Linked DNA regions of Homo sapiens: region 2 is linked to region 1. A link is an interaction called in ENCODE POLR2A ChIA-PET data of the cell type or tissue named here. Cell type or tissue: IMR-90. All regions are shown on one strand. Links, peaks and the distances in the headings refer to the core of each region. The heading gives the core; the rest is flanking DNA.

Region 1 (5,515 bases), core at 394-5,393:
ATTCTTTCACAAAGAGCTTTCACAGTAATCTTGTTAAAATAAAATGAAAATCTGATATGTTATTCTCCTGCTTAAAGTTCTTTAGTGAATATCTGTTGTGAAATAAAATCCAAACTTGTGAGTCTGATGGCATGACCCTTCTGGACTCCTGTCTTCCTGTTCACCCCTATTGCTCTCAGCTCTCCAGCCTGGATCTAAGCACCACTTTACTGAGATGCTTGCAGTTCGAGATTGCATGGTGCTGTGTTTCACTCTGCACTGTGCTGTACTGTTGCCTGTGGACCCGCACTCCTTCCCCTCTCCTGTTTCCTTCAGGTGTCTCTTTCTCCGTGCTTCTTCCTTGCCTGCTGGCTCCACCTACATTTATTCAACGTCTACTTCAATAACGTGTCTCCCTATATTAAAATTACCTGTAGCTATTGAATGTGTCCCCTGCTGAACTTGTGACCCTCATGAGTATTTTCAGAGTCTGGCACATAAGGTCTCAATGAATGCTAAAAGAAGGAACACATTGGAGCTGCCGGCCTCTGAAAGTTGGGTCCATGCCACCTGTAGGCCTTCTTGCATAACCATATTTATCCTTTTTTTTTTTTTTTAAGTGAGACAGAGTCTCGCTCTGTCACCCAGGCTGAAGTGCAGTGGTGCCATCTTGGCTCACTGCAACCTCTGCTGCTCGGGTTCAAGCACTTCTCGTGCCCCAGCCTCCTGAGTATCTGGGACTACAGGCGTGTGCCTCCATACCTAGCTAATTTTTTTTTTTGTATTTTTAGTAGAGACACGGTTTTGCCATGTTGGCCAGGCTGGTCTCGAACTCCTGACCACAAGTAATCCACCTGCCTCAGCCTCCCAAAGTGTTGGGATTACAGGCGTGAACCACCGCGTCTGGCCCATGTTTATCCTTGACTTTTGATTAGTTACGTAAGATCTTTTGAAGGGCTTCTCTCACTCTACATACTTGATCAGGCGGTTGCCCTTCCTCATGCCTCTGCCAGCTGGGCGTCACGTTCTGCCTTCTGTTTTTGCTTTGTGGTGCCACACATTTTGAGGCTCTCCTTTAGTTTCTCCACTTATCTGGCTACCATTTCAAGGTACCATTTTACCTTGTGTCAGCGAGGATTCTTAGGTGTAAGCGATGAAGACCGAGTCTAGCCAATTCAAGCAGAAAAGGAATTGACAGGCTGTTGGGAAGCTCACAGAATTGCCAGAAGGGCAGGAACAAGGGAGACCACACCATGAGGATGCTGCAAAAACAGGTCACAAGTACAGAGAAGACCTGAGCATGCCAGACACAACTTGTACCTCCATATCGCCCCACTGGCATCCTGGTGGCAGACACATGTGCACACACCTGAAATTGGGTATTGCTGTGTGTACTGCAAGGAGAAGTTCCTCCTCTCCTTGTTTCTTTGTATTACTGGCTAATGAGTCAAAGACCAGGGCATGTGCATCTGATTGGCTGGGTCAATAATCTAGCTGCCTGTAACTCCAGTTACTCTAGTTTCTAGTTTGGGAAAGCAAGTAAGTGTTTGGCCTTTCCAGCCTCTCTTTTGGGAAGTGGAGTCTGCCTCCTATCAGGCTCATAATAAGGTGAGGAGTTACCCAAATCCCAGAAGAGGGTTCATAGCTTGGGCAGCCAAATGGTTGGACAGGTGGTCGCTACATTGCTGCTTTAATGCTTGCAATTGCACTGGGCTTGCTTTAGGAAGTGTTTGTTGGTAAGAGAATTGTCATCATCATGGGTTTGTTTGCATCGTGATTGACCATTTAGGAAGTGTTTTTGCATCAGCATTTCATTGAGTGAGGTGGAGGAAGTATTGTAGTGCCATTTTGTAAGGAGGAGGTAAGGAAACTGCTGGACAAAGAGGTAAAGCAGTCTGATGTAGGTAGGACAGTTAGCTGTTGAGGGCGGAACTACAGCTTCTGACTCCAGTGCCCATGGAGGCTCTCCTCCGCACCAGCCTATCCCGGCTGTGCCCTGTGCATTGCTGCAAGGGGCCAGGGAGGAGTGTTCGCATCATACCCACGCACTCGGAGCCTCTTCCAAAGGACTGAGATGTGTACTAGGGTATCTGGTTCTGCGAGGGCTAATTTGGCATTTTGTATTCTTGTTCTGTCTACTTGTGTTGTTTAATGTTGAACATCTCTCTGGTTGACTGAAGCCATATGTCATTCAAATGGAACCTGTGCTTTGGCGTTGGCCTGACAATCACTCAGCTGTGGAGTACAGCAATAAAAATTAGGAAAACTGTATCTGTTCATTAGACCAGTGGAATTTACAATCACTTTTGTGGCTGTGCCCCACAGCTCTACACTCTGGCAAATGAGAGTATCGTAAATTAAGCCTTTGCCCTTTTTTCCCTCTGTGAATTGCATATTTGTTTCACACTCGCAAATTGCTGTAGAAGCCAGATAGATGAGCACTTTAAAAGATTACAACAATGGAAAATGTGTTTTGGGAATGAAGTGCCTCAAAACAAGTACTGTAAGAGGTATTCTTTTTCATATAATGCTAAACACTTCTGCAAACCCTTAAGAATTTTATTTTAGAAGTATCGGGTAGCTTTTCTGTTACAGGAAGCAGAGGGTTTATATCATTGTTTTTGTAAAGTCAACTCTTGCTGGGAGTTAAGATATAAACATATGACACATGTGTATATATGTGCAGCGTGCGCATATGTGTGTGTGTAAGCTTAGCCTTCCTGTGTTTTAGACTAGTGATCTTTCACATACAGCAGGAAAGCTAAGAGTCAACTCATTCATGATATTGGGAGAAAAGCAAAGCAAAAACTGCAACAAAATCTCAAACCCTTTCTGCAGCAGCAGATGGCAAACAGTGATCAGAGGAGAAGGACCCTTCCAGCATTAGAAGATTTCCAAAGGCTGTTCCAGTAGGGGCTGTGGGCTTCTGGGAGCCCAGATGCCCCCTGATGGTATATTTGAGTTGTGAGGTGGAGGCCAGGTGGCAAGAGACTGCAGGCCAATGTCAATGAAAAGCCTGGGAGGAAAAAGAGATTTCTGGGAGAGGGAGACATCTTAGTGTGAGCAAATGACCAGTCGTTTAGTAGAGCGGGTCAAAGGAAAAGAAGGATGTGATAAGAGAGAGAAGGGAGGAGCTAGAAAATGGAATGCTGGTAGTGAAAGGAGAGAGAAAGAAAAATAGCGAGAATGTTTCATGATTGTGTTAGAGGCAAAAGCTTACTACAAGGCATTTCTAAGATAGTAGATAAGATGATGTAGTGTTTAAAGTGTCAAACTTAAGGCTCTTTATAGAGTAGGAAACAGTTATTTAGATTTATTGTGTAAGTTTTGCATAAGACAAATGCACATCAGCCAGGCACAGTGGCTCACGCCTGTAATCCCAGCACTTTGGGAGGCCGAGGCTGGCAGATTAGCTGAGGTCAAGGAGTTCGAGAACAGCCTGGACAACATGGCGAAACCCCGTCTCTACTAAAAATACAAAGATTAGCTGGGCGTGGTGGCGCATGCCTGTAATCCCAGCTACTTGGGAGGCTGAGGCAAGAGTTTCAGTTGAACCCCGGGAGGCGGAGGTTTCAGTGAGCCAAGATCGTGCAACTGCACTCCAGCCTGGGCCACGGAGCGAGACTCTGTCTCAAAAAAAAAAAAAAAAAAAAAAAAAGAAAAGAAAAGAAAAACACACATTGATGGCTTTTGGTGGATGTTAGTTATTAAGCTTTTAGTATTTTTAAAAATCCTTGTTAGTTTTGTATAGCGAACAGAAATTTTAAATTGAAAACTGCATAGTCATTTTTTCGTGTTTCTTGTGTAATCCATGTTCTCAGACTAGCATAATTTATAAGCACTTTTGTGGCTGTAAAGTAGAGAAAAAGGCTAAAGAGAAGGGTTTAGAATTCTGTACTGGTCTTGTTAGCTTGATAGTAGAGGTTAGAAGGGTATTTAAAATGCACTGACAGTGACAGCGTGTTGCCTGGGGCCTGCAGGAGTTTCGAGAGAGCCCTGCCAGGTGAGTTGGCTCAAGTTAGGTCTTCTCCTTCTCCCTGGGTGGGGCCTGCATGGCTGGGAACAGCCTCTCTGGGAGCCACTCTTGGAACCTGAGAAAGCTGATTTCTGTTAATTACGGCTCACTCAGGCAGTCACAATTTGGTACTAGGAGAGCCAGAAGTTGCTTTTCTGGACCCAAATAGGGTTTAGTATATGGTATTTGAAATTTTAGATGTACCAGATTTGAAATTCTGGCATGTTGTATTTGAAGAAATTGCATAATTTCTACTAGTTTTTGTTTTCAAAGCTTTGGAAAATAGACTCCTGCTTATACTGTTTTAAAAATATATGTATGTATACAATGTATGCACACATCTATGTATATATATAGTGTCACATGTAATACCTTTAGGTTCTCTCTAAATGTCTGCACAAATGGCATATTGTCTTCGGTTTTGCATCATTCCTTCTCAGAGCCTGAGGACTGCACGGGTTCCCATACCTCAATACTGGGCTACTTTCAACACCTGTGGTTGGAATTTTAGTCTTTAGTGATACATACTGGTGGATCTCCAGTGTTCCTGTCCCCATTGTGGGGAAGTAGTTATAGCAATAATTCCAAATGGTAGATATTCCTTAAAAATTGCCTCACGGTTTGGGGCTACAGTATTCGATTTGGGGTGGCGGCAAGTTTAACTTCCTCCCCATGGCTTATTTGGGTTAATAAGGCGAAGATGTGTTCTTGACTAATGTGAGGAGGCATCCTGAAGGCTAGTGTAGCATTGGGGGAAGCCCTAATGCTTAAGTATGCACAGTTGATATTTGAGAACTAGAACTCATTTACTTGGGTAGTAACATACATACTTCTGCTTTAAAATAAAATGTACTAATTTATTTCAGAGTCAAGCAATCATACAGCCAGTATTTTTTTAAGCATCTGCTGTATGCCTAGCATGGCCCTGGGAATTAATAAAATTCTGCCCCATCACTGCTCATCCTGTCCTGAATGATTCCTCTTTCACTTGTGTGTGCCTTTCTTCCCCAGCTGGGTTGCAGCTGTTCAACAGATCTTACTCTCGTTTCTCTTCTCTGCTAGTTGAAAGGGAGTCCTCCCTCTCAGCCTTGGTCCCGGTGGAGCAGCAATTCCCATGTTCTGGGACCCATTTCCGCCCAGCTCCTCGGGCAGAGTTGGCCAGCCTGCCTCTCTGCTGTGCTTCTTTGATGCCACTCAGAATCTCCCTGTTTGCCCATGGGCTCCCTCTCTTCTGCTAGGGGCTGTTTCTGTTCAGAGATTCTGTCTTATTCATATTTGTACCATCTACAGGGCCTGGGATGATTCTGTGGACACCTAATCATTGCACAATAAAGTATCAGTCAACACATGTGAATAATGGAAAATATAGAGGTGTTTGAAATCCATTTGGGAAAACAAAGCGTAGCTACAGATACCAACTATAAGGGTGCCTTGCCTTGCCTTTTTCTTTCATTGCTGTGGTCTCTTTCAATCAGGAGACCAGAAATATAGCACGGTTCCCATCACACACTGGCCACATAC
Region 2 (5,515 bases), core at 354-5,353, 1.2 Mb before region 1:
TACAGGCGCATGCTACCACACCTGGCTAGTTTTTATATTTTTAGTAGAGACGGGGTTTCACTATGTTGGCCAGGCTGGTCTCAAACTCCTGACCTCGTGATCCACCTGCCTCAGCCTACCAAAGTGCTGGGATTACAGGCATGAGACACTGCACGCAGCCTAATTTGTATTTCTTTAATGATATTCTATATTTGGTAAGATAGAATTCTCACACCTTCTTTCCATTGTTCTTAGCACATGAATTAAAAAAAATTTAGCCATATTTTTATAGCTGTTTTAGACTTTGTTTAGTAAGTCCAAAATCTGAACTTCCTCAGGTACCTTTTTTATTAACTTCTCTTTTTTTTTGTTTATATGTATCATCCTTTCCCATTGTTTTTGCATATCTCATAAATTTTTGTTGAAAACTGAACATTTTAAGTAATAAAGCAAGTGTGGAAATCCAATTTCCCCACCTCCGCACCACATTCTGTGAGTTTTTTGTTTGTGTGTTTGTTTAGTGACTGTTTTTTGTTTCATGAATTTCCTGGACTGAATCTGTATTCTTTATCACTTGCATCCACTGATGCTTGGTGTGTTCAGTTAGCTTACTGGTCAGCTAATGAATGCAATCAATAAGTCTCCCAGGCTTTGCAGAGGAGTTCTCCTCTCTCTCTCTCTCTCTCTTTCTCCGTGTGTGTGTGTGTGTGTGTGTGTGTGTGTGTGTGTGTGTGTGTTGGGGCATGCCTTCAATGCTTTCACAGGCAACTCACAGGTCCGCCTTAGCTTTCACTTCCTGCTTGCACAGCCCTCATGGTCAGTCAGAGATGAGAGATAAGGACCTTCTCAGATCTTTCCTGAGTACGTAAACAGTCTTCCACATGCGCCTGGCCAGCCCTCTAAATTTCCAGATATGGGGCCTTTAAAAGCACTCTGTGGACGTTTCATTTCCCACTTTTTTACTTTATATGTTTTGGTCACCTTCTTGTTAGTTCCAACTGGAATTACTGCCTCAGGCACCTGTACTATTAAACAGTTACTGCTAATGGTTTTTTTTTTTTTTTTTTTTTTTTTTTTGGTGAGACGGAGTCTCTGTTGCCCAGGCTGGAGTGCAGTGGCGCGATCTCTGCTCACTGCAAGCTCCGCCTCCTGGGTTCACACCATTCTCCTGCCTCAGCCTCCTGAGTAGCTGGGACTACAGGCGCCCGTTACCACGCCCAGCTAATTTTTTGTATTTTTTAGTAGAGACGGGGTTTCACCATGTTAGCCAGGATGGTCTCGAGTTCCTGACCTCGTGATCTGCCTGCCTCGGCCTTCCAAAGTGCTGGGATTACAGGTGTGAGCCACCGCGCCTGGCCACTGCTAATTGTTTTCTACAAATGCTTGCACAGAGTGAGCTCTGAGTCAGGTCAAAAAAAAAGATAAACGCTAAGAATAAGGCTTTTCAGGGAGGTAGCAGACAGGTCAAATAGAGACAGTTCTCTGGGGATGAGGCTTTTGGAGAGCTTCAACCCCATTCTGCCCTATCCAGGGGCTGTTGGGCTGCTGGTTTTCATAATTTGGAAATAAACCAAATTAAAACACCACAGCACTTGCTGTTCTTACTGAGATTCAGTTGTTTTTCTGGAATAATGCTCTTAACATTGTTGCAAGGTGCTGGTTAATTTTCAGCATTCTGAAAAAGTCGACCATTTTTGCAAGTGTTGTTTTGCTTTAATGGAAGAATGAATTTTCAGAGGTTTTTACTCGCCATTCTGCCATTCTAGAAGTATATATATGTATTTTATTTTGCCTTACTAAGCTTTATTCATCATTTTGGACACAGGTTGGATGTCAATTCTACTAGGACATTTCTATGCTCTTAACATTTGTGTCTCTCCTAGATCTCCTAAAATGCCTTGTGGTTTACACACTGCATTTTAAATTACCTGTTTCTTATCTCTGTGCTCTAAACTCCTAGATGCAGCGATCACGTTCTGCTCACTCTTATCCCCAGTACCTAAGAAAATGCCTGGGACACTGGACACTACTAACTATTGTTGAATGAATGAATTCCTTTGACATATTTTTAAAATTTTCTAGCTTAAATAACCCATTAAATACCTAACAGATATAGTTTTGCTTGCCTCATTCAAAGTTTTAAGTCTTTGCGTTATTTGGGTCATATTTTATGTATTTATAGACTGAAGGTGTTCTTCACAACAAGATGGACATTTGCCTGTGTTTCCAGGTTTCATAAGCAATTCACTTGATTCTAAGAATTTTCAATTTTTTTTCTTTCTTCTATTCTCTCCTTATGTCCATCTTGACAAAAGAATTACCAAGATCAGACATAAAAAGATAAAGTAAACTAAAAATAGTCTTAGTAGTGTTTTTGGAATAGGAAATGGAAAATCATTCTCTTTTCCCTTGGTGATGAAGGGGTGGTGTTTATAGGCTGATTACATGAAGATGAGTTTCATGTTTTGTTTCTTTTTTAAAAAAATTCTAGCACCCACAGCAGGGTTCCTTCACCAGAAATCCTTGATTGAGGAGCTAAAGGCAATGAGAAATAAGTGTGGCTGCTAATTAGACACTTTGAGTGAGCAGAAGGGGAAAACGAGCCATATAGAACAGCAGGGACTGCCCATACTCTTGATATGTGACAACTCAAGATTTTAAACTGTAGAGGCAATAGTCATACTGTTCTCTCTGGACAGTTTTAATTTGGGAGTCTTGACAGGCCAATGAAAATACTGGATAAATCAAGTAAAAAAATAAATCATTAAGACAATACTCCATTCTTTTATTTTTGTGAAGGACTTATTTTTATTTTTTAAATTAAACTTTGTTTTTAATCAGTTTTATTGATACATAATAGATGCACATAATTTCAGGGTCATGTGATAATTTAATACAATCACATAATTTGTAAAAATCAAATCAGTGTAATTGGGATATCATCATCTTAAGTATCTGTCTCCTCTCTTCTAGCTGTTTTGAAATACACAATAGATTATTGTAAACTATGGTCCCCCTACTCTCTTTCAAACACTAGGTCTTATTTCTTCTATCAAACTGTGTATTTGTACCCATCAACACCCCATTCTTCAGCGAGCATTCCAAACAGTATTGTCAAAATACCTGGATGTTGAGTCTGATATGTCTAATGTGTTCTTCTATGTTATATATAACAAATTCATAAGAGTATGATATTGATATTTTAATTAACTGCTTTCTTTCTTTTTCATGCTTTTTTAAAATTACTGAAACAGTAGCTGACTATTAACAGCCTAAGAGCAAAATAACATTGTGATTCAGCCTAATACAGTTCCTTAGAATGCGGCCCTGTGACCCATCTGGTGATCTTTGTTCTGTATCACTCTGCTCAGCAAGCCTACATGTGGAACTGATGCACTTAAATTTCTCACATTTGTAACACTGCCTCAGCACGGGAAGATTAGTAATCAAGCCAAACACTAGAAGGTAAAACAACATGTATATTTTCTTCTGTGAGTCATCCATCCAGTAAATAACCCATACAACTAGAAGAGGAGCACACAGCAAATACAGTAAGCTTGAAACAAAGGTTTCAAATACAGGGTGTCAAACATTTCATACAATTCAAAGAACAGCCATTTATTCAGATTTTTTTAAACATGCCTGATGAACCCTCAGATGCTTTAACTGCTTCCTTTTTGTTTGTTTTTGATATATTGTCAAAAGGTCTAGCATATTAGTTACATTGGCAGAATTTTCAGATATAGTGACTGGTTTCTTTTTATTTGCCAACAAATTAACAATAATAATTAGAACTTAACTTTCTCTTATGTTGATATAATGTATCCTGATTTGTAGGATTTTACTATTAGGCAAATTTATATAATCATGTTAGGAAACTTAATTTCTAAATCATCCCTTTTTTCCCCTTAGCATTGATTGATGAGTTTTCAAGTAATGTATTTCAAGTAATAGGAACACACCTATTCTTGGTCTAGAAACGTCAATGTTCAGACTTGCCTTAGATTTTGTGCTGGATTCAGACATACTGCCTGAAAGCAAAACAAAACAAAAAAACCCTAAAAAATGCAAATCTAGTCGTAAAGCTTCCCACATCTTGGATATGAGGAAAACAAATTATCATTTCAAATAAATTTTTAGTTCAATTTTCAATCTAGTGGAACAATGTTCCTTTGTGTTCCAACAGTGGCTTGGCATGCATATTAGCTGAACAAGAATAACAGGAAAATACAGGGGAAAATTCTACTGGTTTTTAGTTCATGAGAACAAATGAAGAAAGCTCTGTCCCCACATATTCTATCTCAGCTGTCAAAGTTAGAGCCTGCGTGTTGACCCACTATTTGCAAAAGAAAGTAAGTTTTAGCTGAAACAATGCAATCCTCAAGATCACACCATAATTAGAGGCTTTCAATTTTATATTATCTATATCCTGTGTGAATGTGTCTGTCCACCAGAGTCTGCACTGCTATTCTGGCAGCACTGTCTGCTCAGTAGTCCTGAGTGCTGCACACATAGGACGTGGCGCTGCTGAATGGTAATCCGGAATTCACAAAATGCTGACGGAGGCAGTAAACTGATAGTCACTGACGTGACTTTCAAAAAACTGCTCTATGAAATCATGAAGTGGAACCATGGAGGCTAATTAAACTCTTCTCAAACTTTCTGGTTGAGATATTGATTCCAATCAGAAGTTAGCTATACTTCCTATTAAAAGGTGATTCAGAAACTGAAGACATTTCCCTTCAGTTCTGTTCTTCAAGATAAAGAAGCTGAAAATGCCTTCTAAATAGTGACGCATCACCCATAAAGATGGCCCTTAAACTTGAGATCAGGACAAAACATATCTAACTCAAAGTCATCATTCAGACGCCACCTCTTCCATTAACTATGTGGTAGTCTATAATTAAAACAACACTTAAACCAACACAAAACTTTCCAAAAAGAGAACTTATCATCTAGAATTTAATTCACTTTCTGTAAGATGGATTCCCATCTTCACAGCATGTTATCTATTTCATAAAAACTGGGGCATGTATATTCCCTTCATTAACATGTTTAAGAATTAAAATGACGTTTTAGTGTTTTATTTATTATTATCTTTAAAAGTTGCAAGCATTAATATTGTATTACATAGTTTCTACTTTTAGTCACGGATTTATTAAATAAAAGGCTTATACAAGTAAATTACTCAGTTTTTATAACCATCAATTTATGTGACTAAATCTTCTGATCTTATAAACAGGCTATGGGCATTGTAACTCTTTAACAATTGATTTTTTTTTCAATATTGAAATGAGATTGTGAAACATTGACAGTTAGATGAGTCTCTAGAATTTCAAAACAAGGATATGGATTCTTAAAGCCTAAAAGAATTTACACAACTCCCTCAGTAACTTAATTTAAAAGCAGGACATAAAACTCAGGAGGAGAAAAAGAATTCAATGTGTGGAAAGGAAAAGTGAGATAAGATGAAAGGATCATCCAAGGCAAACAACTTCAGACAAAGAATGTTTCATTTCAAAGCTATGAAATCTCA

What was found. Peaks named below come from ENCODE experiments on the same cell type or tissue, not always from the same donor. Only the 100,000 strongest peaks of a DNase experiment are listed, where the experiment ranks them.
Region 2: POLR2A ChIA-PET joins it to region 1 with 5 read pairs; 1 of 35 experiments calls an interaction of 5 or more read pairs at or near these places.

Annotation. Positions count from the first base shown.
Region 1 is chr6:156,877,128-156,882,642 of GRCh38, forward strand. The region is part of intron 2 of ARID1B (AT-rich interaction domain 1B); the gene reads left to right. Among named protein-coding and RNA genes, the nearest start is that of MIR4466, 100 kb to the left of the region's middle. RefSeq lists enhancers at 4,985-5,034, 5,045-5,114. In IMR-90, for the core only: no CTCF peak of the experiment used is centred there; a DNase peak (open chromatin) is centred at 2,664.
Region 2 is chr6:155,642,109-155,647,623 of GRCh38, forward strand. No RefSeq gene overlaps it. Among named protein-coding and RNA genes, the nearest start is that of NOX3, 190 kb to the left of the region's middle. RefSeq lists a silencer at 922-1,128. In IMR-90, for the core only: no CTCF peak of the experiment used is centred there; a DNase peak (open chromatin) is centred at 3,413.